Regions from separate parts of the Homo sapiens genome. Here region 1 is linked to region 2. A link is an interaction called in ENCODE POLR2A ChIA-PET data of the cell type or tissue named here. Cell type or tissue: GM12878. All regions are shown on one strand. Links, peaks and the distances in the headings refer to the core of each region. The heading gives the core; the rest is flanking DNA.

What was found. Peaks named below come from ENCODE experiments on the same cell type or tissue, not always from the same donor. Only the 100,000 strongest peaks of a DNase experiment are listed, where the experiment ranks them.
Region 1: POLR2A ChIA-PET joins it to region 2 with 11 read pairs; 2 of 35 experiments call an interaction of 5 or more read pairs at or near these places.

The regions. Positions count from the first base shown.
Region 1 is chr3:114,067,465-114,084,120 of GRCh38, forward strand. QTRT2 (queuine tRNA-ribosyltransferase accessory subunit 2) reads left to right here. Exons shown (of 10, transcript NM_024638.4): 5 at 523-599; 6 at 3,162-3,374; 7 at 9,279-9,478; 8 at 12,442-12,593; 9 at 15,213-15,330. Among named protein-coding and RNA genes, the nearest start is that of QTRT2, 19 kb to the left of the region's middle. In GM12878, for the core only: no CTCF peak of the experiment used is centred there; no DNase peak of the experiment used is centred there.
Region 2 is chr3:113,975,795-113,992,450 of GRCh38, forward strand. CCDC191 (coiled-coil domain containing 191) reads right to left here. Exons shown (of 17, transcript NM_020817.2): 14 at 4,856-4,999; 15 at 3,064-3,216; 16 at 2,392-2,537. It also overlaps a transcript of ZDHHC23 not described here and the pseudogene ATP5PBP8. Among named protein-coding and RNA genes, the nearest start is that of ZDHHC23, 36 kb to the left of the region's middle. RefSeq lists enhancers at 9,858-9,937, 10,018-10,067. In GM12878, for the core only: no CTCF peak of the experiment used is centred there; a DNase peak (open chromatin) is centred at 9,997.

The DNA of each region.
Region 1 (16,656 bases), core at 3,222-11,221, 90 kb after region 2:
GAAACTGTCATCGTGAATCAATGAAACTTACTAAGAATGGGATCCATTTGCAGCATCCTATAGCTTCTCTAAAATTCTGCCCCTAGGGACCCATGATATTATTGAGATTTATTATTAGTGAGATCACTTTGTGGGCATATCATTTTATCTTTGCGGTAGCTAGTTCCCCTTGGATGGTACCTGGAATAAGCATATTTGATAGTAAATTCTTTAAGTAAAGTCAAATGAGATCAACATGTCACTAAATACTTTCATTGTATATTGTGCTTTAAGATACATCTTTCCTTTGTAGCAGCTCAGTACCTATTTATTAGACGTGAAGCTTTATATTTCTTTCTTTAGATTAGTAATCTTTTTATACATATTGATAGGCCTTCTCTAATTCCAAGTTCAGATACAACCTATTGACAGTGTTTAGAGTTGCTTTATTCAGCAGTACACATTGCGAAGCTGCTCCCTGCTATAATACAGTGTCATTGTTGATGTAAGCACTTTCAAGGGTTCTTTTTTGTGTTTATACAGGCATGCCAGAATCACTCTTGTACTGCTCCCTGCACGATCCAGTCAGCCCCTGCCCGGCTGGTTATGTAACAAACAAGGTGTGTTTTCAGAAGGGTCTCCAAGGCTGCAGCTTTGTCCCAGGAAGTCAGCCTATGGTGTATCCCTCAGATGCTCAGATCCCACTGTCTGGGATGATCCCTTATACCTTTTCCTTATTTCGATAATTATAGTGGGATGGGATGGTTTATAAGACTTAGAGTAGGGCTGCCTAAGGATGAGGTTAAGATGAAGAACACTGTATCCTCAGCATTTTCATTGTTGCAAAAAAATTTGAGGGTAGAGGAGGGTCAAATACATGCCAAAAAAAGAAATTGCTATGATAGGGGAAAACGATAGTCTTTCGGCGCCATGCTTTGTTGGATTTTTAACAACTTCAGGAAGAGTGGGGAAAGTTGCTGATGAGTATTATCACATGTATAACTATATATAGTAGAATCTCAATATAATATTGTCTGCTGGGTCTACAGCCAGAGATTTTGTCTAGTGAAGAACAGTATCAAAAGCACCTCATTAAAAGTGTTAGGCTGAGAGGTGGCCCCATTGGCATTATCCCTGAGGACAGCATTCTGGCAAAGCTTCAGTGTGTACTGCTACTTTACAAACGCAAATACTTTTCCTGCACTCACTTTATTAATGTCAGCAATATTTATTAATTGTGCCCCTCAGAACACTGTTTTTACTCATTCTCCTGTTTTAAGTTTCTATTTATTTTGTAGTTTGAATTCTAGAGAAAATACTTTGGCTGGGTATGGTGGCTCATGCATGTAATCCCAGCACTTTGGTAGGCCAAGGTGGGTAGATGGCTTGAGCCTCAGGAGTTCGAGATCAGCCTGTCCAACATGGCAAAACCCCATCTCTACTACAGATACAAAAATTAGCCAGGTGTGGTGGCACACGCCTATAATCCCAGCTACTTGGGAGGTGGAGGCAAGAGAATCACTTGAACCTGGGAGGCAGAGGTGGCAGTGAGCCAAAGTCGCACCAGTGCATTGCATTCTAGCCTGGGTGATAGAGCGAGACTCTGTCTCAAAAAAAAAAAAAAATACTTTGACTTCCATTTTCTACCCAAATTGTAAGGGAGAGAGGAATCATTTAACCAGTAATTCTGATGCCTTAGTATAAAATAAAACGACTATATGTTGGCCTGCCATCTATGTCCTTGTTGATCTGAGAAGAGGGATCTGTAGGGTAACCAAAGATAGAATTTTTTTTTCCCTTTTTTTAACTTTTATTTTTGTTTCGGGGGTACGTGTAAACATTGTTACATAGGTAAATTTGTGTCATGGGGGTTTGTTGTACAGATTATTTCATCACTGAGGTATTAAGCCTAGTACCCAATAGTTACCTTTTATCCTTCTCTCCCTCCTTTCACCCTTCACTCACAAGTAGACCCCAGTGTCTGTTGTTCCCTTCTTTGTGTCCATGTGTTCTCATCATTTAGCCCCCACTTATAAGTGAGAACATGTGGTATTTGATTTTCTGTTCCTGCATTTGTTTGCTAGGGACAATGGCCTCCAGTTCCATCTATGTTCCTGCAAAAGACGTGACCTCATTCTTTTTTATGGCTGTATAATATCCCATGGTATATATGTACCACATTTTCTTTATCCAATCTATCATTGATGGACATTTAGGTTGATTGCATGTCTTTGCTATTGTGAATAGTGCTGCAATGTACATTTGCATGCATGTGTCCTTATGGCGGAATGATTTATATTGCTCTGGGTATATGCCCAGTAACGGGATTGCTGGGTTGAATGGTAGTTTTGCTTTTAGCTCAAAGATAGAATATTACTAATATATACTCTCTTGAACTAGGAGATTTAAGTCTTTAATTCTATATCTAACTCAGTCTAGTAAACACTAGATATTAAAAATGTATAGGGCCCTAGACTGTGCTTTTGGGATACATACATGAATTGGGATACTCTAGTCAGACAAATAAAGAATGGTGTAATAAGTGCTATCATTTCTATAAAGAAATAAATACAAATTGATGTAAGAGCATAGAGGAGTGAGTGATCGATTATGTCCAGGAGGTTTGGAGATCAGATTAATATGTGAACTCAGTGTCTCAATGGACACGTAGTATTTTGCCAGGCAAAGAAGTAGAAGTTCCAGCACCTAGAAATAATAAATACTTGAGGTGATGGATACTTAAATACTCTGACATGATTATTACACTTGCCCTATATGTAAGATGTCTCACATGTACCCCATAACATTATACAAATATGTATCAATAAAAAAAAGAAAAAGAAATACGGAACTGTCAGTCAAAAGGAACAGTGTGATCAAAGTCTGTGGTATATTCAGGAACAGCAAGGGTTAGGTAGGGGTGGGGCAGGTGGGATAGGGGAGAGCAGAAGATGTTAGAAAAGTATAACAAAGAATTCTTGGTGGGTAGCTCAAAAGTTGTCTTATATGACCACTGAAGGATTATCTGTAAGCTATAAGATCCTATTACCCACCATGTCTGGATATTGAATTGTCACCATCTCTGCAGTTGTAAAGAAGAATTATTGCTTTATCATTTTAATTATTTTATTTTTATTTGCATTTTACTCTTGCTAATTCCTCATCATTTTGCTCCATGGCAGTCTGTGTCTGTGTGGAGTGTTGCAGGACGAGTGGAAATGACTGTTTCCAAGTTCATGGCAATTCAGAAGGCCCTTCAGCCAGACTGGTTCCAGTGCCTCTCCGATGGAGAAGTATCTTGTAAGGAAGCAACTTCCATAAAAAGGGTCAGAAAGTCTGTTGACCGATCACTTCTTTTCTTGGATAACTGTCTGCGGCTGCAGGAAGAGTCAGAGGTAAGGCTGTGCCACTAACCACTCCTTTCTCTTGACACTCTTGCCTCCCTTACATTCTGTGATACCACCTTTTCTGTTCTTCCTCCTACTGCTGTGCTCCTCACTTCTTTGTCTATTTTACTCTCTATTTTTATTTTCTTTTTGAACCTTAAGTATTATTGTTCTCTAGGTTTCTATCTTAGGTTTCTCTTTTCATCCCTTTCTATATGTTGTCCCTGGGCAGCCTTCCCTTAGTTTTAATTGCTGAATAATTCTTAAATTGTATATACTATCAAGATTATTCTACTTAGCTTCAGAATTATGTAATTACTGGGCTATAGGTAGGTTATGTCACTAGAATATCCCTCAAACTCAGAAGTGACCGGATTCATCATTTTATCTCCACAAACCTGTTCTTGCTTTTGCTCTTCCTCAATACTTTATCTCCATTTATGGCATCCACCAAGCTCCTCAGCCCAGAAATTTGAGCTTTTCTTTTTCTTTTTTGAGTCTCACTCTTGCCCAGGCTGGAGTGCAGTGGTGCTATCTCAGCTCGCTGTAACCTCTGCCTCCCAGGTTCAAGGGATTCTGCAGCCTCAGCCTCCCGTATAGCTGATATTACAGGCATGCACCATCACACCCGGCTAATTTTTGTATTTTTAGTAGAGACCGGGTTTCACCATGTTAGCCAGGCTGGTCTTGAACTTTTGACCTTAGATGATCTGCCCGCCTCTGCCTCCCAAAGTGCTGGGATTACAGGCTTGAGCCACTGTGCCTGGCTAAGAAATTTGAGCTTTTCAAGACTCCTTTTTTTCATTCACATTTAATATCCCACTGTTCACTCTTCCTTGATTCCATTTGCCTAAATATGTCTAGAATCTTCCCCTCCTTATTGCCACCTTAAGCCGTAACTGCATCATCTCTTACGTATGTAATTACCTTTGAATTCTTCTCTCTGCCTCCATTCTCATTTTTATCCAATCCATCTTTCAGCCCTGTTATCCAAAAGATCTTTGTAAAGCACAAACAAGAGCTCCTTGCCCACTTCCCTAAAAGAATTTAATGACTCTCCACTTCAACTCTTACATGGCATGGACAGCCTGCTGTGATGTGGCCTCTACCTACTCCTCCAGCTCACTGTGGGCTACTTTTTCCTGTGACTTGCACTCTGACCTTTCTGAGTTGCTTGGAATTCCTTGAGGCATTAGCTTGTTTCATTCTGTACACGGATTTCCTTCTGGACTGTTTCTTGTTTCTGCTTTTCTTATCTCTAGCTATATTCCCTCTTTTGTTTCCACATGAGGCTCATTTCATTCCATGTATCATTCATTTTTTTTTTCTTTTCTTTTGAGACAGTCTCACTCTATTGCTCAGCCTATCAGGCTAGAGTGCAGTGGGGCAGTCTTGGCTCACTGCAACCTCCAACTCCAGGTTCAAGCAATTCTCCTGCCTCAGCCTCCAAGTAGCTGGGATTACAGGCATGCGCCACCGTGCCTGGCTAATTTTTGTATTTTTAGCTGAGACGAGGTTTCACGATGTTGGTCAGACTGGTCTTGAACTCCTGATCTCAGGTGATCCACCCACCTTGGCCTCCCGAAGTGCCATGTGTCATTCTGTAGAACTGGTTCCTGATAGTTCCAGGGAATTCAATTCATTCTTTGCTACCCCTTTAATTAGTATGTAGCTATATTTTAGCCCCAATCATATTGTATTTCAATGATTTCTTTATGCATTTGTCTTCATTAAACTGTGGCCTCTTTAAGCTCAATTTCTGTGTATAAGTTGGGTATCTTCATCATGCAGCAGAATGCCTTCCCTGTCTTATTCACTGGTTCCTCTTATTCTGAATGCCCTTCAATATTGAAGCTCTCCAAGATTCGGTTGTTGGCTTTCTTTTCTTCTCCATATATTACCTGGGTTAGGGATGGCGAATGGGTTTCATCTGACATATTGTAAGCCCTCAGTAAATGTTTGCTGATGGTGAATGGTTATGATGGGGTGAAGATGAAGCTGTAGTGGTAAATCAGGGATACTGATAGCAGAGTTAATTAAGTGGGAAAAGGATTCAGAGAACAGTAGAGATGAGGGAACAGAAGATAGTGATCAGAGGAGAGAATTTTAATATTTGAGATCATGTATGTGGAGTAATCCTGAGCGATGATCACATCCCACTATGGCAAGCGCATTGAGTTTGAGGAACATCATTATATTGAATTTAGCAATAAAAATATAATTTGGCTAATAAAGTTAATATAAATGAAATAATTAGAGGAAACATAGTTATTCTGAATAGAATTCACAGTATATGTAACAAGAGTTTGGTGTGGGGACATTGCTGTGTGTCTGGGCAGTTAGTGTTGGTGGCTTGCTAGTAATTGTTTTGAGCCAGTCATTATCCTTGTAGGACTAGTAATGTTTGGGTAAGTAGAAAGCAGGACAGCGAGTGTGACAAAGATGATTATTAGAAAGGTCAGATGAGCCTCAAGTCCCTCATCTGTGTTGTTGCAGTCAGCCTCATCATTTCATATTACTTCTGCATATTTGTGGGGGTTTTTTTGTTTTGTTTTGTTTGTTTTTTTGAGATGGAGTTTTGTTCTTGTCGCCCAGGCTGGAGTGCAGCGGTGCGATCTCAGCTCACTGCAACCTCTGCCTCCCAGGTTCAAGCGATTCTCCTGTGTCAGCTTCCTCAGTAGCTAAGACTACAGGCACACGCCACCACACCCGGCTAATTTCTGTATTTTTTGGTAGAGATGGGGTTTCACTGTGTTGGCCAGGCTGGTCTTGAACCCCTGACCTTTTCATTCGCCTGCCTCAGCCTCCCCGAATGCTGGGATTATAGATGTGAGTCACCGCGCCCGGCCTTACTTATGCATATTTATTGGTCAAACGTGTAGTCCCTCTCCATACCCTTTATTATTGTCTTGACATGATTATTAATAGTGCCCCCCCATTCTTCCATTTTAGATAATAAATTATATGATCGTGCTTCTTACACCCAGGAAAGGGAGTTTCCCGAATAGTCATGCTAGTCGTATAAGCAGGCAGGCCTATGTAACTCTCTGCTTTGTGTTTCTGCATACATCTTTTCCCATGATTCCCTCCCTGTCTTATTGACTGGCTCCTCTTATTCTGAATGCCCTTCAATATTGAAGCTCTCCAAGATTCGGTTTTTGGCTTTCTTTTCTTCTCCATATATTACCTGGGTTAGGGATGGCGAATGGTTTCAACCGAGGTGGTCGGGTGCAGCAAGAAGAGAGTCATCTGTTAGTCACATCTGCTGTGGAATCAGGAGTAGAGAGTGGTAGCATCATGCCAAGTGTCTGCCATTCTAGCCTGGGCAATCATGTTTGTATCACACATAGCCTTATCTTTAGGTTCATTTAGGTTCAGTGGCTGAATTAAGATTGCCATTTGGACATCCTGCTGATTCCTCAAATTCAGAACACACAGAACAGAGTAATCATCTTGCTTCATCCACTGTTTTTCTAGGAGTCCCTGCCTTTTGCTCTTATCACCATCTACCTGTACTTGCAAAACAGGAGCCAGGAGTCATTTGAGACTTTGTCTTTATCCTCTCCTTGGACAACTAATCAGTCAAGTTATGTTGATCCTACTTCCTGATAGGTTTCAAGTTTTATCTTTCCTCTTCATCCACACTGCCACTGCCTTAGTCCGGATCATCTCATCTTTCACCTGGATCATTAAAGTTGTCTGCTATTCCATTCTTTAATCGTACTCACCCTTAATTTATTTTTCACACGGCAGCCAAAGTGTTCTTTCTAGAGGAATAGTCTGATTATGTCCCTCCTGCTTAAACTAAAGAGTGAGATTCTCTCTTCACAGTGTTCCAGGCCTCCTCTCCATCCCTTTCTTCTACTGGAGAGCCATTGTTGATTTGTGTATTTTCTTGCAAAACTTATTTTTTGCAATTACATACACATAATTAATACATAGATATACATGGCTGTATTACATCAGTATGATCATATATTCAGCAATTTGCTTGTTTTTCATTTAGCAATATCCTGAAACTCTTTCTCTATAAATGCATATATTGCTATTATCTACTGCATTCTTTTTAAACAGCTGCGTAGGAAGCCATACTGTGTATATATTATGATCTACGTAAGCCTTTACTCTATGGATAAACATTTAGGTTGTTTCCAGTTTTTCATTATTCTAAACATCTTTGTAAATAAACCTTGGCACATGTGAATGAGTATAGGAGAGATTGTTAGAAGTGGAATTTTAGGATCCATAGATAAAAGCTGGACATTTCAATAAGTGCTGTCCACTTTCCTTCCTAAGACGTTGAAATGATTTTTACTCTGTGTTTATCAGGTTATGTACGTACCATTTCCCTTACAGTTTCACCTCTACTATGTTGTTATCTATGTTTTAACCTTTTTGTTATTATATGGGCAAAAATGGTATCTCGTTGTTTCCAATTTTGCATTACCTTACTAACAAGGTTTAGTAGTTCTTCATACGTGTATAGGGCATTCACATTTATTTGTTTGAATTTCATATTTACGTATTGTACCTAGATTTCTATGAGGTTGTCATTCATTTCTTTAGAGTATTGGTTGGAGCTCATTTTATGCTGTAGATATTTAAATATTCCTCCAAAGAGTAAGTTCTCCTTTGCCTTTGTTAATGGTATACTTTAGTAGAGAAGTTTTACTGATTTTTTTTTTTTTTTTTTTTTTGAGACAGACCCTTGCCCTGTCATCTAGGCTGGAGTGCAGTGGCGCAATCTCCACTCAGCGCAGCCTCCTCCTCCTCGGCTCAAGCGATTCTCCCACCTCAGCCTCCCGAGTAACTGGGACTACAGGTGCATGCTGCCACACCCGGCTGATTTTTGTATTTTTAGTAGAGATGGGGTTTCACAGTGTTGGCCAGGCTGGTCTTGAACTCCTGACCTCAAGTGATCCACCTGCCTCGGCCTCCTGCTGGGATTACAGACATGAGCCACCATGCCTGGCAAGTTTTTGTACTCAAACTTGTCAACCTTTTCCTGTAAGCTTTAGCTTGTTTAGGAAGGCATTCCTTACCCCAAGATTGTAAAAATACTCAATATATTCTTCTAAAACTTGTATAACCATATTTTTTATGTTTAGCTATTAGGTCCATTGAATTTGTTTTTAAAATGGATGGTGTGTAGTAGTGGTCTTTATTTTATTGGTTTGTGAGTAGATAGTCAGTTGTCTCAACAGTTTCTAAGTTCCTAAAGTTATCTCTAGCTAAGAGACTTGGAGGTAGTCTAAAGCAGGCCTGGATAGTCATTTCACAAATTAAAACTCTTATTTTGTCCTTTTCCTCTTGAACCTGTTTAGTGTACATTTTATTTATTTACTTATTTTTCTTGAAACATGGTCTCACTCTCTTACCCTGGATGGAATGCAGTGGCACAGTTTCAGCTTACTGCAACCTTCGCCTCCCGGGCTCAAGCCACCCTCCCACCTCAGCCTCCCGAATAGATGGGACTACAGGCACAAGCCACCGTGCCCAGCTAATTTTGTTTTTTTATTTTTTGTAGAGACCAGGTGTCGCTATGTTGCCCAGGCTGGTCTTGAAATCCTGGGCTCAAGTGATCCTCCTGCCTCGGCTTCCCAAAGTGCTGGGATTACAGGCCTGAGCCACCACACCTGATCTAATTTAATCTAAGCCAGAACAAGACTGCATATGTTGAATGCATCTTTTTCCTCAGTCTTTTCTTACCTGATTGGTAAAGTATGTTTTTCAAAGTATGTTCCTCAGAGCCTTAAAGGTTCTTAGGGAGGAGGGAGCACCATCCCCTTTAATGCTTCAACTACAGCAGCTTCACTGAGGTCTCTTCTATACATTGGACTTCCATGTAAGGTTCATTTAAACAAAGGTCTCATACTGAAAATGGTTAAAAACATATCATCCTTCTTACCTCAGGTTCTTCAGAAGAGTGTGATCATTGGAGTGATTGAAGGTGGAGATGTGATGGAAGAGAGGCTGAGGTCAGCACGAGAGACAGCCAAGCGGCCTGTGGGTGGCTTCCTTCTGGATGGTTTTCAAGGAAATCCAACAACCCTGGAGGCTAGACTACGCTTGCTGTCATCAGTCACTGCAGAGCTGCCGGAGGACAAGCCAAGGCCAGTGTTCGGTTAGGACACAGGCTGGCCTCAAGGGATGCAGGGAAGGAGTGCTGGCCGATTGTATATTAAATAGTGTCTGTGCATAGGCATGCCTTTGATGTTTTGTTTATGTCCTTTCTGGGCTGAGTCTGCTGAGGTGCTGAGGCAGACTGTAAGGGGAGTTTCCATCAAGGCTGTCCTGGCCTTGATTTCAGAATGTAGAGTAGAGGATAATTGCCATTTGAATTATGTTATTTGATCCTCCTAAGTGAGAGCAAGTATTATACTGTTTCCCCTCATTCTTGTGCCAATTACAAATATTGTTGTTATAATATGGTACCTGGAGACCAAGTGTAAAGTCACATGGAATGCTGGTTTAAATTGAGGAAAGTTGAGGACAGATCTGGGATGACTAGTGAGAAGATGAGCTCCACCAACAAGAACTTAAGAAGCTCTTAGATTTGAGGCTGGTAGTGAGTGGTGTCAATTTTTGAAATTGAGGGGACTGACAACACTAGTAGGATTGGTTCTTATGTTTCCATAAATTGCAGGATTCACCTTGTGCTGATAAGAAAAGACGATCTGCAAGATTTGAAGCTACAAATTCTGAGTTTCTGAATGCAGCTGATATCGTATTAGGCTACCCACATTTTTTTTAATGGTTTGTTATCTTAATGTGAATATTCATGCTTTTTTCCTGCATGTATATTAAGAAGTTTGGTTGTGGGGTGCTGCTCCATAGTCTCTAGAGCTGTTGGATAGTATATAATATGTGTAATTTTACTACTTTTTTTTTTTTTTTTTTTGAGACGGAGTTTTGCTCTTGTTGCCCAGGCTGGAGTTCAATGGCATGATCTTGGCTCACTGCAACCTCCACCTCCCGGGTTCAAGTGATTCTCCTGCCTCAGCCTCCTGAGTAGCTGGGATTACAGGCATGCGCCACCATGCCTGGCTAGTTTTGTATTTTTAGTGGAGACGGGGTTTCTCCTTGTTGGTCAGGCTGGTCTCGAACTCCCAACCTCAGGTGATCCGCCTGCCTTGGCCCCCCAAAGTGCTGGGATTACAGGCGCGATTTTACTACTTTTTTAAAGATCCAAGTACAACTTGGAGGAAAGCACGTGAATCTTACATACAGCTCAATTAATTTTCACATGTCTACACTTGTGTAAACACTACCCAGAACAAGGTATTTCCATCACCTTAGCCAGCCTTTGATCCCCAATTTTAACCTAGTTCTTTTGTGTTCATTGCTCCCTCTCCTGTACTTGTTTCACTCTGGTGCACATAACACTTCAGCACCAGTATTTCTAGACATTTTCTGGACTTCTTCATGTTAAGTGCTCACAGATGTCTGTTACTGAATTTGAAAGCTGGATTGTTTTTCTTTCTATAAGTGTGTAGAAATGCCAGCTTCAGTTGGATAGGAGTTCTAAAACATTACATCACTTGAAGGAAACTGTAGTCAGGAAAACCAGCATATATTTGTAAGAGTTCTGCTTATTTAATATTACATGAGCCTTTTTTTTTTTTTTGCATTTCTGTGCCAGTTCATAGAAAGGGGCTATAGGTAGTAAAACAAACATAAAAAAGAGCAGCAGCCAGCCAGCCCTGATTTAGTACATCTCCACATCTGTTTTCATGGAGTGGCAAAACCTGGCCGAGTGCCATTAATAGTCTCAGAATGCCTTACCTATTACAAGTTGAGTATCCTTTATCCAAAATGCTAGGGACCAGAAGTGCTTGAGATTTTGGATTTTTTCAGATCCTGGAATATTTGCAGAGTACGTACTGGTTGGGCATCCCTAATTTGAAAGTCCAAAATCCAAAATTCTCCAGTGAGCATTTCCTTTCAGTGTCATGTTGGTGCTCAAAAAGTTTCAGATTTTGGAGCATTTTGGATTTCAGATTTTCGGATTAAGGATGCTCAACCTGTACCTTGGAAACCACCATCTTATTCCACAGTGCAGACTTTTTATTAATGGAGAAAATATAAAGAAAGCCAACTAGATTCTTAGATCCTATGGCCAGAGGTGAAATCCTGACAGCGAGAGTTGCTTTGTAAATTAACTTATGAGGGATATAGTGGATTAAAATGTCTTTATTGCACCAATTATGAAAAATTATAGGCAAAATACAGTTAAAACAAGCAAAATATTTCAGCAAGAAATAAAGCACACAGCTTTGCACTCCTAAAAAATCTATATAGTGTATAGAAGATAGGCTATAAAGGGCTATAAAGTTTAGTTTATGACCAGGGAGGTTGTTCAGAAGGATGATAGTTGAGAGGAAGCTAACCTTTATTGAACTTCTCTCTGGGATCAGAAACTATACTATGGGCTGGGCGTGGTGGCTCACACCTGTAATCCCAGCACTTTGGGAGGCCAAGGTGGGCGGATCACCTGAGGTCAGGAGTTCAAGACCAGCCTGGCCAACATGGTGAAACCCCATCTCTACTAAAAATATAAAAATTGGCTGGGCGTGGTGGCGGGCGCCTATAATCCCAGCTGCTAGGGAGGCTGAGGCAGGAGAATTACTCCCGGAAGGTGCAGGTTGCAGTGAGTCGAGTTTGCGCCATTGCACTCCAGCCTGGGCAACAAGAGTAAGACTCCCTCTCAAAAAAAAAAAAGAAACTATGTGCTTTTTCAAATATCTCATTAATCCTCACAACAATTCTGTGGGGGTATATATTATTTGCTCTTGTTTTTAAGATTAGATAACTAAAACTCAGAGAAGTTAAGTAATCTTTCCAAAGTGACACAGCAGATACATAAATGACAGAGCTAGGATTCAAGCCCCAGTTTTTCTGGCTCCAAAGCCATATGTTCTTTCTGCTGCATGTTGCTGTCCACTGCCTGCCACTCTAACCATGATTGGTGTTTTTCATTATTACTATTTTTTTAGTGCCTTGTTCATTAAAAGGACTTTCTGATTTCCTTCCTTGCATTGTCCTCATGTCACTGTTCTTATTCTTACTTTTACAGGCTCATATCTGGTGTTAGTCGGCCAGATGAGGTGCTCGAGTGTATTGAAAGAGGAGTGGACTTATTTGAGAGTTTTTTCCCTTATCAAGTAACAGAGCGGGGATGTGCCCTGACTTTCAGTTTTGATTACCAGCCGAATCCTGAAGAGACACGTAAGTCTTTTGAAGTTTATCTCTTATCCTTAAGTTTCTTCCATTTCCTGTTAATTTTTGGCTTGAGTCACAAGACAGAAATATGTATATATAAAGCCAGTCTTTTACAAAACTACATCTCTGTTTCTTATCTGTGTGCTCTGGCATGTTGGCACACAAATCCAGGTACTTAATACTATACATGTAGCTCATCAATATTAGGATGTGATTTTATAGTGAAAAGAACCAAGAAAAACAAAACCTCCTCTGTTAACAGCCTGAAAAAAGAACATTCAGAGTGAATTGTGATGAAAATCATAAGAAAACCTTTGAACTGCTTGGTAAAAGTTAACTTGTTTTCTCACAAAAGAGTTTTTGTCTTTGCTTTGCAAACCCTATGCTATTAAAATACAGGGAGACTCATGATCCTCTGATCCTAGTGTTACTTCTTGCATTTTTTTTTTAATACACCAGGCTTTGAAAGCTATTTTCCTTTGCTAATGTTGCTTTGAAGGACTGCCATTTTCTTTTATTATTTAGTTATCCAGAAGTTAAGAAAGTCAGTTTCGGATTCTAACACTTACCTGGAGGTAGAAAAGGAGCTAGGATACAGACTTTGGGCTGGAGTTGCTTGAAGTAGGTTTTCAGGAGAGTGTCGCCTGCCCAGTCTTCCCTCTGGCCTTCAGAAATGACCTTTCCTTTCCTTTTCCTGCTGTCCTTGGAACTTTTCCTTAACCACATCAACCTTACATTTGAATAGGACCAGAAACTTCCTTAAAGGTTCATTTTATTCCTCACAGGTAACTAAAATTTCATTCAGATGTTATACTTTTATGAAGCAACTTAACCATTAATCTAAATGGAATTACTCCTGGAAACAAAATAAATCAAGTTGATCAAATTCTTAAATATATAGGAGGTCAATTTTACTGTCCTTTTAGACAGACCAGAATATAATGTATGTGGATAGGTATACCATTAACACTATAAATTTTCACATCTTCATTTACAAACTGAATTATTTCCACCAGAACAGAGGTAACTGTTAGTCATTCAGTACCAGGAATATGCAAAGCTCTAAAAAGAACCTGATTTGAGTTCTCTGTAAAGAACAAGATCATTTTTGGCCAGAGAAAGCCAAATTTCTTCATGATTAGGAAAAAGGAAATAGTTTGAATGTTTAAACAAAGTATTATTAACTCTGTGTGTGTAGTAAATTAAAGTCCTTTGCCAGTTACATAGTGAAAATTCCAAAGAAATTACTTGGCAGCAGTTCTCCCAAATGACAAGAGTTTTCTGAAGTGTCAGGGCTTAAAAAAAATTCTTTTTCAGAAATAGGGTCTCACTCTGTTGCCCAGGCTGGAGTGTAGTGGTGTGATTATGGCTCACTGCAGCCTTGAACTCCTGAAAAAAGAACATTCAGAGTGAGTTGTGATGAAAATTATAAGAAAACCTTTGAACTGCTTGGTAAAGTTTAATTTGTTTAACTTTAATGGGCACAAGCCATCCTCCCACCTCAGCCTCCCGAGTAGCTGGGACTACAGGTGCATGCCACCATGCTGGGCTAATTTTTAAATTTTTTGCAAAGACAGGATCTTGCTGTGTTGCCCAGGCTGGTTGTGCACTCCTGACCTCAGGCGATCCTCCTGCCTTAGCCTCCCAAAGTGCTGGGATTACAGGCATGAGCCACTGCGGCCAGCTGAGAGCTTCATTATGGTTTCCCACATCAGCATGCAAATTTATGGGAACAAAATTATAACAGCTCTGTGCCCAGTGCTCAGGTTGCTTCTCTTATACCTTTGACCTTGATAAAATTACCCTCTTAAGACCACCTGTCTTTCTCCTGGGACCAACACTGAGATTTGTTATCATTTGTTCCCAAAATACCCCTTAACTACTTGTCCCTGTTCCAGGCAGTTGGCTTTTTGTAGAGTAGCTGGTGTTTCTTTTGCTGTGCAAAGAATGTTTCTTCTTAAAGCAGAGAGTTGAAGGGAACAATTCAGGTTGCCATTTAATTCTGTGTAGTCTGGGTTCCCTAGAGGGCCAGTGTCTCCATATAGAATACATACATTAAAACCATGTTCTACTTCAATCTATTTGGAATATAGGTAGTTCAAAGCCAAGTATATTTGCATGTACATTATGATAAGGGATAGTGATAACCCCACCACACACACACACACACACACACACACACACACACACACACACACACACGCAACCAACAGTTAACTTTTGGTTTATTTATTTTGCCCAGGCTGGTGGTGTACTCCTGACCTCAGGCAATTCTCCTGCCTTAGCTTCCCAAAGTTTTGGGATTATAGGCATGAGCCATCATGCCTGGCCACCAATGTTTTTAAATTATTTCTTGATGATACGATTATATGTTATATACTTGTAACTATAATTTGCTTAGATATTATTGAATCTCTAAATTGTTTTGGTGTTGTAGATAAGAGGACGGTGACAGTCTTGGAGCATATTGCTGTTTTCCTTTTCTTGTGTGATTTCCTTAGGATAAATTCTCAGGAGTGAAATTACAGAGTCAAAGATCATGAAATAATAACTAAAATAAAATGTTTCCAATGGCCACTTCTTATCTGATCATCATTCAAGCCTTTTTATTGGTTTGTCCTTCAGTACTACAACAAAATGGAACACAAGAAGAAATAAAATGTATGGATCAAATAAAGAAAATTGAAACAACTGGTTGCAACCAAGAAATAACATCATTTGAAATTAATCTGAAGGAAAAAAAGTAAGAAATTTTTAAAAGTTTGGATTTTGCTTTCTGACTTCTGAATTTTAGTCTGTGTTAAAAGTTTATGGGACAATTCTCAATTTATGATTTCATAAAATATTAATAGTTGGGTATTATTTAGGCCTTCTCAAATTCGATTTCAAAAAAACTCTTTATTTTCTTCAGATGAATTTGTAGACTTCGTCTTGTCAGAAGACTGGAGCCAGGTAATGATTGCTTTAGAAAAGCTGACAGAAAGATTAAACCAAATCCATTGTTTGGCGTCTTGTATTCCTTTAGAGCATAATAAGGAGTTCAAGATAAAACAACAAAGTTTTAAATTGTAGGGTGCCTAAGCCATCTTTGTTAGATACAGGCTGTAAATCTTACGTAAGATATTTATCTCTATAAAGAACAAATTAAGATACAGATTGAATTGAATATCCCTTCTTCAGAATGCTTGGAACCAGAAGTGTTTCAGATTTCTTTTCTTTGTTGTTGTTGTTGTTGCTGTTGTTGTTGTTGCTGTTGCTGCTGCTGTTGTTGTTGTTGTTGTTGTTGTTGTTGTTGTTGTGTTTTAGAACATTTGCATTATACTTACCTGGCTGAACATCCCTCATCTGAAATCTGAAATCCTCCAATGAGCAGTTCCTTTGAGCATCATGTTAGTGCTCAAAAAGTTCTGAATTTTGGAGCATTTCACATTTTAGATTTTCAGATTAGGAATACGGAACCTATATCTTGTAATTTTTGTATTTGTCCAAAAGTGGTAATCATCAGTGAACCAGTGAGTGATTTTTCTTTGAGTCTGATGCACTCACTTTAGTGCTGGGGTGGGTTTTTTGTCTTACGTAAAAGAAGATCCTATGGCTTGTGACTTACTTATGTCTATCTAGTGATAGTACAGACTTGAGAGTTTATGAAAGAATGTGAAAATCCTTGTTCTTACCCATATTCTGTTGGGACTCCTTTAATTGTAGGTCAGAAATGGTGATGTCTACCGCATTTGACTTCTTAAAAAATAGCCAAGGAGATAGATTTGTTTTTGTCTTTCTTTTACCCTTTTTTTTCTGTCATCCACTGACTCTCAAATGATTTATTTATGTTTTTAAAATTTTAGGGTAATATAAATGGTTACTACTAAAATTCCCTTTATGTTATAGATTTAATTGGAAATTGTACTATTATTATCAGCACTAGACTTAAGTTTTTGAGATTTGTAGACAAATTCTAGCACTGCTCTTGACTGTGTGACTTTGGTCTGGTCAATTCTTCACTTTTTTCTTTTTTTTTTTTTTTTGTGGGGGGCAGAGTGTAGCTCTGTTGCCCAGGCCAGAGTGCAGT
Region 2 (16,656 bases), core at 5,262-13,261:
GGCCAGAACATGGTAAACAAAAAGCAAAGTGGGAAGAGATGAAATCACAGCAATGCTTTTATATCAAGTAGACATTGGCTGAGAATTTGGTTCTTGTTGATTGCATGGATTCCTACATTGATTTCACAACTTCAAATCCTAAATAGGATGACTATCTTACTATTTTATAGTCTAAAAATGAGGCCAGGCAAGATGGCTCACACCTGTAATCCTAGCACTTTGGGAGGCCGAGGTGGGCAGATTCCTTGAGGCTAGAGTTTGAGATCAGCCTGGGCAGCATGGTAAAAAACGCTGTCTCTACTAAAAATACAAAAATTAGCTGGGCATGGCAGTACATGCCGTTAATCCCAGCTACTTGGGAGGCTGAGGCATGAGAATCGCTTGAACCCAGGAGGCGGAGGTTGCAGTGAGCTGAGATCCTACTACTGCACTCCAGCCTGGGTGACAGAGTAAGACTTTGTCTCAGGGTAAAAAAAAAAACAAAACAAAACACAAAAACAAACAAAAAAGACAGAGGGAGAATTAGAAAAATGGGGAGGAAGACTGATGTAGCAAGAAGAGAATGTTTTAGGGTCAAAAAACCTAATCTGGAGTTCAGGGAGCAACCTTTTGTTATCTTTATACCTTGACAATTCACCTACCTGCCTGTTGCTTATTTCTTTGCCTGAAAAATGGAAATAATGACATCTCCCCACATCCAAGTTATTACTGCTATCAGATGAGATGGTTTGTGCAAAAGCCCCAAATGAATCTCTCAGCCTGTATATAGTGGCTGAGAAACAGAAAGAAAACATAGGCAGGCAAAAAGGATGTTTAATAATAATATATTCACAATGACACTAAACTAAAAAAAAAAAAAAGGTTAGTTATTATTTTGGGCCAAGCAGTGCATTGAGTGAGTTACTATAGTACCCTGTTTAGTCTTCACAGCAATCCATAAGATAGATAGATAGGTTCTGTTGCTATCCTCATTTTATGAGAGAGGAACAGGGAGGCTTTGAAAGGTTATTTGTTCAGGGTCACATAGATATTGAGTCCTAAACTTCAAACTCTAAAGCTAAATCATTTATCCAAAGGGAGGTCCTCTGAATGCCCTCACTTATTGCTTATTTGTTTTAATTTAAACAAAACTATAATCAACTTGCTTATCTGTTTTCCCACTCCACTGATTTCCAGTATCTGTGAATTAAACAAGGACAAACAGGTTTTGGTGGAGGTAGGCACCCTCATGGCAATAAGATAGGAACACTATTACAAGGAACAGAAATAAACACCCATGCACAAACATGCAAATAAAAAGAAAACAGCACCAGTCAACATGGTGAAACCCTGTTTCTACTAAAAAGACAAAAATTAGCCGGGTGTCGTGGTGTGTGCCTGTAATCCTAGCTACTTGGCGGGCTGAGGCATGAGAATTGCGTGAACCCAGGAGGCAGAGGTTGCAGTATCATGCCACTGCACTTCAGCCCGGGCAACAGAGTAATGTTGAGAAAAGGGGCATTTTTATACACCCACACAACAGTCTTCATACCTCAAAAAAGCTGGAGGCATCACTGAATACACCCGGCACACTAACTGATGCTCATAATGACACCAAATCACCACTCTTAAAGGGAAGTGCATAATGAAATTAAGAACATTCTGTCCAAATGCTTAAAATTAGAAAACAAATATAAAACTTACTTATACAGAATACCTTATTTCTCAAAGACAACTGGATTAAATAAAACATAACTGTATTTTAAATATTAATATGGCATATAGTATGATTCCATGTATATAAAGTTCCAAACCAGGAAAAACTATAGCATTGAAGGCTGCATACTTAGGAGAAAAGTAAAAAGAAAAGCAAATGTTCATTGTAAATGTCAGGAGAGTAGTTTAAGAGAGACTTGGGAAGGAGCCTGTGCGACAGCAATGTTCAACGTTTTGACCTCAGTGGTGGTAACAAAGGGTGTCCACTTTACAGTCATTCGTTAAGCTGTATTTGTATGATTTAAGCACTTTTCTATATTTGTCGTACATTTCACAATAAATGATGTTGAAAGAGAAACTGAACTTAAAAAATAAAACTATATTTGACTAACAAAGAATACAGTACTTTTGCTTAGGTGTGTTTCATATAGGTCACATCATTTTATTCTCTTGGCAGTTTCCGTGAGGTAGAAAGGGCAGGCCTCCTCCTCCTCCCACTTCTCTTTTTAAAGATGGAACCCTGGAGTCCCAGGGGGTTTATTACATTGCTGGTGAGCCGGGACTCCCACCCCTGACTGGTGTTTCCCCGCTCTCCTAGCCTCCAGCTCATCTCTGCAGACACATTGTAGGAGCAGAATATATTGCTGAGCAATTGTGAAGTCAGAGAGTGAATTTTCCTCACTATCAAAACCTCACCTGTCACTGTGCTCCGCTGCAATCTCATGCTTGCCCTGAGAATCGATCTTCACCTCCCTGACCATGTTAAACCAGGCCCTGAAAATCTTCTTTTGAAGAAAATGTACACAAAATTTTCTTACTTCTTCCTGCAGATCAATCACGTACTGGGGATGAAGACAGAAATAAAAGTGAGACAAAAAATATCAGTTGACAAAGAATTAGAGCAAATAAACAGCACAAAAGACAGAAATGAAACAAAAGAAACAAATGACACTAGAGACATACAAAGAAAAGGATAACCTGGAAGCCAAGAAAATATCCTCTATAATGTATCCTAAAAATGGTAAGAGAACACATGAATAGAAACAGTTATAAGATTGAAGGGGTAAGTTTCTAAATCACTTGAGCACTGTGAGACAAGAAACAAGAAATGACTATAAAAACAAAAGCTGATGGAATGATAACTTACAGTTTATACACACTCCGTGAAACAAACACAGGCTTAGGATTTTACACTAATAAAACACTGATTTACCATTTTCACATTTATTTCAAAGCAGTGAATGGGATTGACTACTCTTTTGTTCTTGAAAAAACATAATGACCCTGGACATTCTGGATTTCATTTAGTTTTCTTAAATAGAATTGAGCAATGAGATGTATTTAAGGTACCCTTCCCTATGTCCTTACCTGTAGCCAGCTCTGGATGACTCTCTTAAGCAGTATTTGGGAATAAAATTGATCAGCCTGGGCCATCTTTCTAGCCAGACTTTCCTGACTACGCTGGAACCACGTCAGCATGTATTTCCTCTGCAGGAACAAAGAGTAATGTTCTTCTGCCACCTGGACAATTTTTTAAATGAGAAATATTATTCCTTAAATTTTAAATCATTTAAACAAACACATCACCTTTGGAAATGATGCTATAAAACACATTTAGGCAGTCGGTAGAGAATAATCTGAAGGTACATGCAGCCTGTGTCCTAAAAGCTTTGACTGTTGACCTATTCTATGGAGGTTATAGATTCACATCATGCATGGCCTTTCAATGCCAGCTCCCTGAAGACCACAGTGATTTGCTGGTTATGGAAATGGAACAACCAACCTCTAAGCCATTACTTCACTTCCCCTGAGTTTTGGAGTGGGTAGCTGGCAACATTCTCAATTTGCTCTCCTGGAGCTTGGACAGCAACTCCACAACAAACCTCTCTTTCTCATGACTTAACCACTGTCTAATTGAGGAAATGCCAATACTTTCAATTAGTGTTGTGGAATGAGCTGTCACCAGCATTGAAATTTAGACATTATCAATAAACCACAAAACCATCTGATAGAAAATAACATGAATAATTTAATGTCTTTTCAACTGAGTATCATTCTATCAAAATAAACATACAAATCAGAATTTATAGATTTTTAAAAGTAACTGTTATATTCTTTTAAGAGGCAAGAGGGGAAAAGCCTTCTCTCTTAGTCCTCTCTAAACAGCGACACATTTTTCTAAGCCTTGTCTAGATATCTGGCACTGTGAATGTGATTGACTCAAGTGAGTCTCTTGGCAGTCATATTTATTGGCCAAAATGACCACCACGGAGGTCTCTGTGGCACCTGAGATTTCTGCCTGTCCTGGACTCATCTCAGCAGACTGAGAGCCAAAAGATGAGATAACATTTTATCTATTTTGAATTTTTAATCATTTAGTTGCATGCACTGGATAAATTTGTTAGGGAAATTTTAGAAATTTCTGCGGTGTCTGATTTCATATATCTCTCTGCAGTAGAGTGAATTACTGTTCTGTTCTCTCTAATAGAATTATACACCCATACCCTTTGCAATGTGATTTCACAGTTCCTCCCTGTAGAGTGGATGGAGCTCTTTCTCTCCTCAATGACTTTGAGCTTGGCCCTTTGATTTGCTTTGGCCAATGGAATGTGGACATAATACAAGCAACGGGTTTACATAATTTGGTTTGGCCTTTTGTAGCTCTGACAGTTGCCAGGTGAAAAGCATGCCCTGAGTAGCTGCTGTAACCAGAATGAGAGGCTTGGGGAGAGACCTGAACTCAATCCACAACTGGCCCACAGACATATGAGTGAGAAATAAATACTTGAGCTGTAAGCCACTGATATTTGGGGGTTGTCTGTTATGCAACTTTATCACAGGCAGAAACCTGACTAATGTACCTTATGGTAATAACTTTTCCCTTACTCAAACTGAGAGAAGCTTCTATTCATCTTACCTTGGGGGGATCTCTAATAAAACATTTTCTCTCATTTTTTCCAACCTATTCAATTACAAAAGTCCTTCTCTACCTTAAAAGACCAAATCAAAAATTGTATCCAAAACAAATACACACATTCAATTAATTTATCTTTCTGGCTTTAAATCACCAAACCCTACCCTCCCCCAAGCTTAACTGGGCATCCATCCTATTTGGAAAAGTCCATTTTCTAATCTGGGGGATAACAGTGGGACAGTGTACCTGGATGTTTTGTTTGCTTTGCATTCTCAATCTCTTCCAAGGCTCTAGACCTTTTTTCCTTAGCAAGACCCTTTCATAATGTTCTTTGGCTATTGCTTCCAGCTGCTGGTTCCTCTTAATTCTCTTCTGCTTCTCAAGTTCTTTCTGGAAAAGATTAAAAAGCAAAATGCTATGATCAAAAAACGAATGAGTTTCATTTCAATGAAAAGCTAATGAATTTAATTTGAACATGTAACCATTGAATGGTGTGTTAATCATGATAACAGAGCTCTGGATAATAGGGCTTTTTCTTTAAAAAAAAGGAAATAATTCTGCTAAGAGGGTCAGGAGAAGCTGGTCATGAGTCTACAAGAATCAGGGCTATGCATATTCGTGGATTTATTCAGTATTGTTCACAGAAATAATTTCTCTCTCACCAAGTAACTAAAAGGTAAAACATCTAGTTAGGAGAGCAATCAGGATTTTCCCCCTCATTATATGAAAAACCCAGCCATACAGCCACTTCATTTAAACTATGGGATAGAGATTTAATGATACTCCATTAAAAGTCTGGAAGAATATTCTTACTAGTATTTTTCTTTTTAAGTGAAGAACAATAAGTCCAGAGGCAAGTTAAAGATAGTTGATCATCATTAAGCTACCTTCCCTCTTCTAAGAAGGAAAAAGATGAACTATTCCTGGTAATACACTGAGAAAAGACACTCCATGACCCTCAAAGAACTGCACCCCTCAGGGGTGTGACCAAGAAAGATGACAAAAACTTAATGATCGACCCTATAGATATCATTATTTCCTTTTTTCTCTTTTAATAAAAATAGCTTATTGTAAAGGTGAGAGAAAAAGAAATCTACCCAGAAAGGGGGAGTGGGAGCAAGTGACACCTGCAGTGAAAGACACAAGAGCAACAAAGACTGAAGACTGCTTTCATAGTCGTCATCTTTGCAGCATAAATACAAAAACATTTAATTTAAGCTGATTTCCTTTACTTCATACGATTTCACATTAGGAAAAGGGCAGTGGTGAACTGGCTGATCCTGGCAAGCTACTTAATGTGCCTGAGCCTTCTGTGAGAGAAACATTACAGAGAGAGCAATGGAACATTTCTAATATGGAAGGAAGAATTGCTCTAATTTTCCAATACAAACTGCCTATTTCTGTGAAAGCTCTGAAAAATGAAATGTCCATATTCTCTTAGCCATTAAACCAAAACAAGCTTTATACTCTTTATTTCAGGCACTTGAGATACTTGTTGAATGAAATGGCCAGAGAGAAAATTTACAACAATTTTCTCATGCATAGTAAGAGGAAGCTGAGGGTTAAGTGGGGAGGAAAACAGAAACTGACCCTTCCACATCCACTGAAATGTCAGTGTAGCATTAAGGCAGCAGCTGCATCTTGCAGAGAGACATCTAATGCAGATAATAACCTTTGGAGAAGCCCTCAGGCTCAGACAAAAGAACTTGTTCCCATGCAGAGATAAGTTATGGTGTAACTATCCTCCTAGAATAATTACTGGCTGGTGTTAATCAGCTCCAAAAGGAAAATTATTTTCAGCTGAATTGTGGGGAAAACCAGACTTTTTCAAAGTCTACACTTCCATGGAAAAATATAAAGAAAAACATGAGTTCTGCTTGAGTCAAAATGTTGTATTCTTACATAGCAATTTAATTCAAATATGTATCTCCTCCCTCTATTAAGGGTTCCTCGATAGAACTGGTTGTATTTCATTAATATTACCACATTTTCAATTTCCTGGTTTATAAAATGTCTTTAATAGCACCTGCATCCATGATTTACTGTGAGGATTACATGATATGATGCTGTTTTGAGATGGCACTTATAGTGGGGATCTATGTAGCTAGGGGTTTCATAGAACACAGATCACTGAGGCTAAAAAGGGATATAAAATCTGGGCTTCTTTCTGAAATAAATGTGTAGCTTTGTCAGCTAGTATGCTTTAGGAGAAAAGCCAGAAATTACAGCTATGTTAAAAAAAAAAGTACAGGGCAATTGACACTGCCCCAAAACTCTTGGCCTTCTGTCCCTTGTACGCTACTCTCCCTTTGTGCTCTAGAATATATTCCTGCTTACCCACTCCTGTGATTTATACTCTGCTCTTCTGCATCACGAATTTCTCCCTCACTACTGGATTATTCCTATCAGTATGCAAATATGTGCCAGTATCTCCCCTCTTCAAAACAAAAAAACAAAAAAAAAAAAACCAAAAATAAAAAATAACTAACAAAAAACAACTAGAGACCATGAGTATAGATGCGGATCTCTTTCTCATGAGCTCCACATCTATCTCTGATCTCAGGAGATCCGCATCTGTACTCATGGTCTCTAGTTCCTCACCTATTCTCTCCTCAGCCCACTGGAATGAGGCTCCTTTCCTAGAACACCACTGAAAGCCCTGTTGCCTAGGTCATGAATGCTTGCTGGGCTTCCAAATCAAAGAATCACTTATCTGTGCTACTTTTAATTGAACTCGGTAGCATTCAGCCAAATTCACCACTCCCACCACTCCCCTAACAGAAATACTTTTTTCTCTTGGTGTTTTGATTCTAAACTCTCCTGTTCTCTTTCTACCTCACTAGCTCCTTATCCTCTAAATAGCTATTTATAGTCCTTAGGACTTGATCTTGGACTCTCATTTCTACTCTATCCAGACAATCTCCCAAGCTGATTACAGCTACTTCCAGACCATTATAAACATTGACTTGTTTTTCACTTGCGTACACAGTCTTGTGGTCCAGGCTTATATACCCAAGCACATATCTGACATGTTCATTTGGATGTCCAATAGGTATCTCACATTTAACATGCCCCCGCCAACTAGACACTGTGGAGGCCGCCTCAGCATCCAGGAGCTCAAATATCACCTCCTCAGAGAGGTATTTCCCATACTGCTTCCACCAACTATACCACTCTCTCCCTACTTCTTTAGTCATTACTTTGATTATTGGCCTGTTTTCCCCAACTAGCATAGAAGCTTTCAGACGGCAGGGCTGTTATCTGTCTTCTTCATTGCTACATTCTAACATCTACGTAAGTAAATGCTTTACAGATATTTGTTCAGTGTGCAAATATGCTTGATAAGCAATTATGGAAAAACTTTAAATCTTGCCTTGTCTTCTCTGATAAAATTATTTTTTCAACCGCAAACTTCAACTGTCCATCAATCAGAAGTATATATAGCCATAAAAGTTATTGCCTGTTAAGTATAAGCATTTAATAAACATACAGGGGGGTGTTAAGAAGAGGTTAGATTATTATTTTCAGAAGGTCACTTTGTGAGACCTCTGAGTGGCCACCTTACTGTGGCACCCAACATGCTTTTCTGGCAGGGTCATGGGGACACTAAGCTGTAGCCATGTCTTGCCTCTGTACCACCTCTTGCTGAATATAGAGGACAGGTCTGTCATGAGGGCTTATCCCTGAAGAATTCTTCCAGTTCCTTTATCTAAAATGGTGTCACAGCACCCTATACACACATAACTGGGCTTATCTCATAATATCTCTCCAAAGAAATATATATGATTGCCCCAGAGACTTTCTTTATCATATCAACAGTAGGGTTTTTTTTTATCTATGTCATTAGAAAACATGGTACCTCTGTTGGACAATTTGCTGGTACACTCAATGAGCAAAAATACCCGCCCAAATAGAAGAGGTTAAGCAGAGTTCAACCAAACACATCTAGGATACAAATGATTCAGAGAAGTCTCAGAAGGCACTTGTTCAGAAGTGCCACTATCTTTTTGATATCCAGAGGAATAACACTACTATGGCCTTGGAGGTTGCTTACTGGGAAAAGTTATATAAAGCATATAAGGAAGTAAAGAATTGCTTGGCAGAACTTGATGGGTAAAAAGGAATAAGACCTATGAAAATCTGAGTGGAGAAGCACACTGTGTAGAGCATCTTTGTCCAGAAGGAAAAGAAGACAATTGCCATGTGCATTTTATATCTAAAGTTGTCCTCAAAGAAGACTCAAGTATAGCCAGCCTATAAATGCACCTATCTCAATTTAGATAGCTCCAGTTGACTAATGAAATGGAAACTAGTCTATGTGACAAAATCTTCTTATCTATTGCTATGAACTGCAGCTTCTAAAAGGAAAATGTTTGGGCTTGATATAGTGAGAGAAATAAAATGATCTCTTGGTCAGTAATGTATTTTTCACCATTCTTGTTCTGCATAAGTTTTCTTCCAACAAGGAAAAAGCTGGTCATGCAACAAATTAATGACTTTTTGTGAACTGATCAGAGATCTGAAGCTACCCCCAAATTTGGAGAGACAGGCATCTTCAGGGAGGCACAGGACCTAAGCATTTGTTTACCGGAGGCAGAAGCCACTGGATACCATATGAGTAAGACAATTAAACTAGAAATTTTGGTGAACTGATGGAGGCAGACAGTGAGTGGGCCAGCATGAGAAGGTTGAAGCTCCTGGGGATCACAGTCATGGGGGTGCTTCTCATCCCTTTGAAGGCTTTTCTTATAAGAACGCTACCAGGCTCTCACAGAGAAGATCATGGAGAATCCACAGAAAGTTTGCACCATGGTTCTGGCTGGGGAGAGGCACAGCAGCAACTGCAAAATCTTCCCAGAGCATTCTTCCTTAGGAAACAAAAGGTTTATCTGTCCTAGCAACCAACCCAGTACACTGGCAGATTAGCACTGCATCTGAGGGAAGGGGATTCAGGGGATTCTGCCCAGACAAGTCCTCCCTATCTCACTTAGGGGTTGGGGAAGCCTTATTCTCCAGAGGGAAGGTCTTTAAGGTCACAGACTGAGACAGTGGTGGATACCCACTGCGGATAAAGGGAAAAAGGGGGCAGAAAAAAGCTCTACCACTGGAGTGGGAACAGAAATTATCTGAGTGCTTAAAGCTGTGCATTCCAAACACTGAGACTTAATCAGAACAGAGAATGCTCCCCATCGTCCACACCCAATCACCACACTTATATAAGCTTCCAATAATAATAGTGGATTACAGCTGAGAAAGCTGTAAACAACAGATTCTCTCTGGGGAGCAGCACAAAAGGAAGACCCAAAACCAAAAGAGGAAGCAAAAACAAAGTCACTAGAAGACATTAAAGTCTCTGATGTCTACAGCATACAGCAACAAACCTCAACAATGGTGACCACGGCAACAACAAGCTTCAAACATAGCCCAATTCCCGGCTAAATTAGTACAAATCTCCACACTCTAGGCCAACGTGTTGCAGTTTCTATTGCCCTGAACAACAGGTCTGGCCTTCAACAAAAAAATACAAGGCATACCCAAAGACAAGAAATAAATACACCCTGAAAAGATGAGCCAATCATCAGAACAAGGCTCAGATATGACAGAGATGTTGGAACTATCAGAGAGGGAATTTTAAATAACTTCCAAAAATAATGTTAAATGTTCTAATGGAAAAGGTAGACATCATTCCAGATCAGATAGGTAATTTTAGCAGAGACATGGAAACTATAAAAAAAGATTCAAAATAAAAATGCTAGAAATAAAAAAACACATGGTAATAGAGATAAAGAGGCACTTCAACTAGCTTACTGCTAGAAGATACAGCCAAGGAAAGAACCAGCTAACCTGACAATAGGGCAATGGAAATTACACAAACTGAAAGGCAAAAAGAGTGAAAAACAAAATAGTGCATCTGAGAGCTGTGGGATAATATGAAACAATGTAACAATGGCATAACAAATCCCATAAGGAAAAGAAAAAGAATGGGGTAAGTGAAATAATTTGAAGAAATAACGGGCAAACATATTCCAAAATCAGTAACAAAACACAAAATCATATATCCAAGAAGCTTAAGACCACCAAAGCCAAGACCAAACCAACCAACCAACCATACCTAGATATATCATATTCGAACTGCTAAAAATCAAAGACAAAGAAAAAGTCTTGAAGGTAGCTAAAGGGAAAGACCCACATTACCTACTGTCATGAACTGAATGCTTGTGTCCCCCTAAAGTTACTGTGTTGAAGCCCTAACCCCTAGTGTGGCTGTATTTGAACATAGGGCCACTAAGGAAGTAATGAAGGTTAAATGGGGTCCTAGGGTGCAGCCCTAATTGGACAGAATTAATGTCCTTATAAGAAGCGATACCGTGGTGTGCTTGCTTGCTCTCTCTCGCATGCGCTCTCTCCCTCTCCCCTCTGTCTCCAAACAGAAGCACCAAGGAAAGACTGTATGAGGACACAGTGAGAAGAAGCTGTCTGCAAGCCAAGAAGACCCCTTTCCAAAAGCCAACCATGCAGGCACCCTGATCTTGGACTTTGCAGCCTCTAAAACTGTGAGAAAACAAATTTCAGTTATTTATCCACCTAGTCTGTGACATTTTGTTATGGCAGCCTGAACAGAATAAGACACCCACAAAGAAAGAAAGGTAAGAATTACAGTAGATGTCTTGTGAGAAACCAGGCAAGCAAGAAAACAATAGAGTAACATCATTAAGGTGTTGAAAGAAAAAAAAAAAAAACACCTGTCAACCCACAATTCTATATCCGGCAAAAAACATACTTTAAAAGTGAAGGAAAAATAAAGACTCTCAGACAAATAAAAACTGAAGGAATTCACTGCCAGCAGATCTACCCTATAAGAAATGGTAAAGAAAGTTCTTCAGGCATAAAGAATATAATATAGGTTAAGAACTTAGCTCTACACAAAGAAATGAAGAGCATCAGAAACAGAAGAAATAAAGTTAAATATAATCATCTTATTTTTAATTCCACTGAGAAAACTAATTGTTCAAACAATAAGTTTAACAAGATATTGGCTATTTATAGTATACATAAAAATATGACATGACAACAATACCAAAAGGAATGGGAGGAAGGAACTGGGAAATACTGATAGAAGGTTCTTTCACTACATGTAAAGTGTTATTTGAAGGTGGAAAGAGATCATTATTATTATTTGAGATAGGGTCTTGCTATGTTACCCACGCTTGTCTCAAACTACTGGACTCAGGCAGTCCTCCTGCCTCAGCCTCCAAAGTAGCTGAGATTACAGGTACATGCTACGACACTCAGGTAGAAGGAGATTATTTTAAAAATGTAAACACTAGGGTAACCACTAAAAATATTTTTTAAAAGAGGACCAGGTGCAGTGGCTCACGCCTGTAATCCCAGCACTTTGGGAGGCCAAGGCAGGTGGATCACGAGGTCAGGAATTTGAGACCAGCCTGGTCAAGATGGTGAAACCCCATCTCTACTAAAAATACAAAAATTAGCCGGGCGTGTTGGTGGGTGCCTGTAATCCCAGCTGTTCGGGAGGCTGAGGCAGGAGAATTGCTTGAACCCAGGAAGCGGATGTTGCAGTGAGCCAAGATCATGCCACTGCACTCCAGCCTGGGCGACAGAGCAAGACTCCATCTCAATATATATATATATATATTTAAAGAGGTATAAAAACTCCAAAAAAACACAATAAAATAGAATCATAAAGATGCTTAATTAAAACCAGATAAGGTAGGGAAAAAAGAAAAACAAAGAATAAGTACAACAAATAGAAAATAGCTAACAAGATGATAGATTTTAATCCAGTTGTGGCCGGGTGCAGTGGCTCACGCCTGTAATCCCAGCACTTTGGGAGGCTGAGGCAGGTGGAGCACGAGGTCAGGAGTTTGAGACCAGCCTGGTCAAGATGGTGAAACCCCATCTCTACTAAAAATACAAAAATTAGCCGGGCATGGTGGCGGGCGCCTGTTAATCCCAGCTATTCCAGCCAAGACGGGTGGATCACCTGAGGTCAGGAGTTCGAGACCAGCCTGACCAGCATGGCAAAACCTAGTCTCTACTAAAAATACAAAATTAGCCAGGCGTGGTGGTGCGTGCCTGTAATCCCAGCTACTCAGAAGGCTGAGGCAGGAGAATCACTTGAACCCAGGAGGCAGAGGTTGTGGTGAGCAGAGATCACGCCACTGCACTCCAGCCTGGGCAACAAGAGTGAGACTCCATCTCAAAAAAAAAAAAAAAAAAAAAAAGATTTTAATCCAGTTTTATCAATAATCACTTTAAAGTTAATGGGCTAAACATAATAGTTAAAAGAATGAGATTATCAAATTAGATGCTAAATCAAGACATAGCTATATGATGTCTATAAGACATTCAATTTTATAAGGCATATATGTAAGTCTTTTTTTTTTGAGACAGAGTCTCGCTCTGTCACCGAGGCTGGAGTGCAGCAGCTCAATCTCGGCTCACTGCAAGCTCCGCCTCCCGGGTTCATGCCATTCTCCTGTCTCAGCCTCCCAAGTAGCTGGGACTACAGGTGCCCACCACCACACCCGGCTAATATTTTTGTATTTTTTTAGTAGAGACAGGGTTTCACCATGTTAGCCAGGATAGTCTTGATCTCCTGACCTCATGATCTGCCTGCCTCAGCCTCCCAAAGTGCTGGGATTACAGGCGTGAGCCACTGCCCCTGGCCATGTAAGTCTTTTTAAACATACATGCACCTAAGAACAAACCTTCAAAGTACATGAGGCAAAACCAGATAGATATGAAAGGAGAAATAAGTCTCAAGTTTAGTTAGAAACTTCAATAGTCCTCTCTCAATAACTGATAGAAGCAGGCACAAAATCAGTAAGAATACAGATATAGATACCGTAAGACACAGTAAAACATACTCAAACAATGTGACTTGGCATTTCTAGAGCAGACCAATGGCAGCTGAGTACTATAGTACTATACATATTCTTCTCAAGTGCACATGGAACATTCACTGAGATAGACAATATTCTGGGTCATAAAGCAAAACTTTACAATTTCATGCAATGTACATTCTTGGAACATAAGGAACTTAAACTAGAAATTAAAACTAGAAATTAAACTAGTAAAAAGTTATCTGAAAGTCCTCAAATATTTAAAAATTAAAGAATAAACTTCTTAATAACCCATGGGACAATGAGGACATCTCAAGGGAAATTAAAAATATTTTGAACTAAGTAAAGATAAAAATATCAAAATATGATATACAAGTAAAAGAGTACTTAGAGGGAAATTTACAGCAGTAAATTCACACACTAGAAAAGGAGAGGCCAGGCATGGTGGCTCATGCCTGTAATCTTACCACTTTGGGAGGCCAAGGTGGGAGGATCTCTTGAGCCCAGGAAATTAAGACCAGCCTGGACAACACAGTGAGACCCCATCTCTACAAAAAATTTAAAAAATCAATTGGACATGGTGGTGCATGCCTGTAGTCTCAGCTACTCAGGAGGCTGAGGTGAGAGGATTGCTTGAGCCCAGGAGTTTGAGGTTATAGTGAGCTGTGATCACACCACTGCATTCCTGCCTGGGCAACAGAACAAGGCCCTGTCTCTAAAGAAAGAAAGAAAAAGAGAAAGATCTGAAATCAATAACTGAAGTTTATATCTTAGGAAACTAGAGGAAGAGAGCAAACTCTTAAGGAAGGAGGAGGACAGAAATAAAAATTAAAGCAGAAATCAATGAAATTGAAAAGAGGAAAACAACAAAGAAAACCAGTGAAACCAAAAGTTAGTTTTTGAAAAGAAATAAAATTGATAAAACTGATATCCAGGTAAACCAGAAGAGAAGATATATATTGCCAATATCAAAATTTAAAGAGAAGACATCAATACTGATCTCATAGACATTAAAAAGGTCATAAGAGAATACTATGACCTCTGTTCCAAGAGACTTGAAAACTTAGATTAAATGCTCAAATTTCCTGAAATATACAAACTACCAAGTTTTACTCAAGAAGAAAAAAAGAACTGAATAGCTCAATATCTATTAAAGAAATAGAATATGTTATTTTAAATCACTTTAAAAAAGAAAACTCCAGGTGAGGGATAAAAGACTACAAATTAGGTTCAGTATATATTGCTCAGGTGATGGGTGCACCTAAACCTCACAAATCCCCACCAAAGAATTTACTCATGTAACCAAATACCACCTGTTCCCCCAAAACCTACAGAAATAAAAAATTTAATATAAAATAATAAAAAAAGAAAACTCCAGGCCCAGTGGTTTCACCAGTGAATTCTACCAAACATTTTAGAGAGAAATAACACCAACTTTACATACTCTCTTTCAAAAAATAAAAAAGGGTATACTTCCCCCATTTTATGAGGCTAACCATTATCCTAATACCACAACAAGACAAACATAATATAAAAAAAAGGAAATGCAGGCTGGTGTGGTGGTGCATGCTTAGAATCCCAGCTACTCAGGAGGCTGAGGCAAGATAATTTGAACCCAAGTGTTTAAGACTAGCCTGCGCAACATAGTGATAAAGCACCTCAAAAAAAAAAAAAAAAAAAAAAAAGGCCAGATGTGGTGGCTCATGCCTGTAATCCCAGCACTTTGGGAGACTGAAGTGGGCGGATCACAAGGTTAAAAGTTCAAGGCCAACCTGGCCAACATGGTGAAACCCCGTCTTTACTAAAAATACAAAAATTAGCTGGGTGTGGTGGCGCATGCCTCTAATCCCAGCTACTCAGGAGGCCAAGGCAGGAGAATCGCTTGAACTCGGGAGGTGGAGGTTACAGTGAGCTGAGATCACGCCACTGCACTCCAGCCTGGGCAACACAGTGAGACTCCAAAAAAAAAAAAAAGAAAAACAAACAAACCCCCCCCCCCAAAAACCAATTTCTTAACAAAATACCAACACATGAAATCTAACAATATATAAAAATAACACACCATGACCAAGTGGAGTTCATCTCAGGAAGGCAAGGATAATTTTACATTGGAAAATCAATCAATGTAGTTTACCGTATTAGTAGAGGAATTAAGAAAACTACATGATCATATCAAAGATGCAGAAAAAGCTTTCAGTGAAATTTGTAATAAACACTCTCAGCAATCTAGGAATAAATGAAAATTCCCTTCATCTAATAAAAGACATTCATGAAAACCCACAGCAAACATCATACTTAATGGTGAGATACTGAATGCTTTCCCTCTAGATCTGAAACAAGGCAAGGATGTCTTCTCTCATCATGCCTATTCCATCTCATACTGGAAGTCCTAACTAATGTGATAAGGCAAGATAAATAAGTAAAAGGCATGCAGATTGGAAAGGAAGAAATAATATTGCATTTATTAGCAGACAACCTGTTTACCTAGACTATTCCAAATAATTTACAAAAGTACTTCTGGAACCAAAAAGTGAGTTTAGCAAGATTGCAGGATACAACACCAACATACTAAAATGAATTATGTTCCCATATTAGCAATGAATAAATGGAATATGAAAGTTTAAAAAAAACATTTATAATAGTGCCCCAAAAATGCAGTAGTTAGGTACAAATCTAACAAAATGTGAGATGTGAGGAAAGCTATAAAAACAATGATGAAAGAAATCAAAGATATAAATAGAGAAAAGACATTAGCAAGATGGTGGAATAGCAGCTTTCTACCATCATATCCCCGCAGAAGCACTGATTTTGACAAGTACCCATGGATGAGAGTACTTTGTGGAAGTCCAGAAGTCCAGCAGTGAAGTTCCAGCACATCACTGGACACACTGAAGAAGGTAAGAATAGTTTCACTTTATCTAGGTCACCCCTCCCCCAAGGCAGCATAGTTCAATGCCAAGAGAGACCCCCACAGCCTGTGATTCCTCCCACGGAGGAAAGTGAGAGGAGAGTGAGTAAGCATTCAGCTCCCTCAGCTGTGTAGGCTGCTGCCCAAGAGGCCCACTTCTTTCTTACCTTACCCAGATTACTGAGGTAATCAGCACAGCTGAGTGGTTCGAGGAGGCTGGGAACAGGGAAGAAAGGCCACAGACCCTACTAACCAATAAACAACCAAATGAA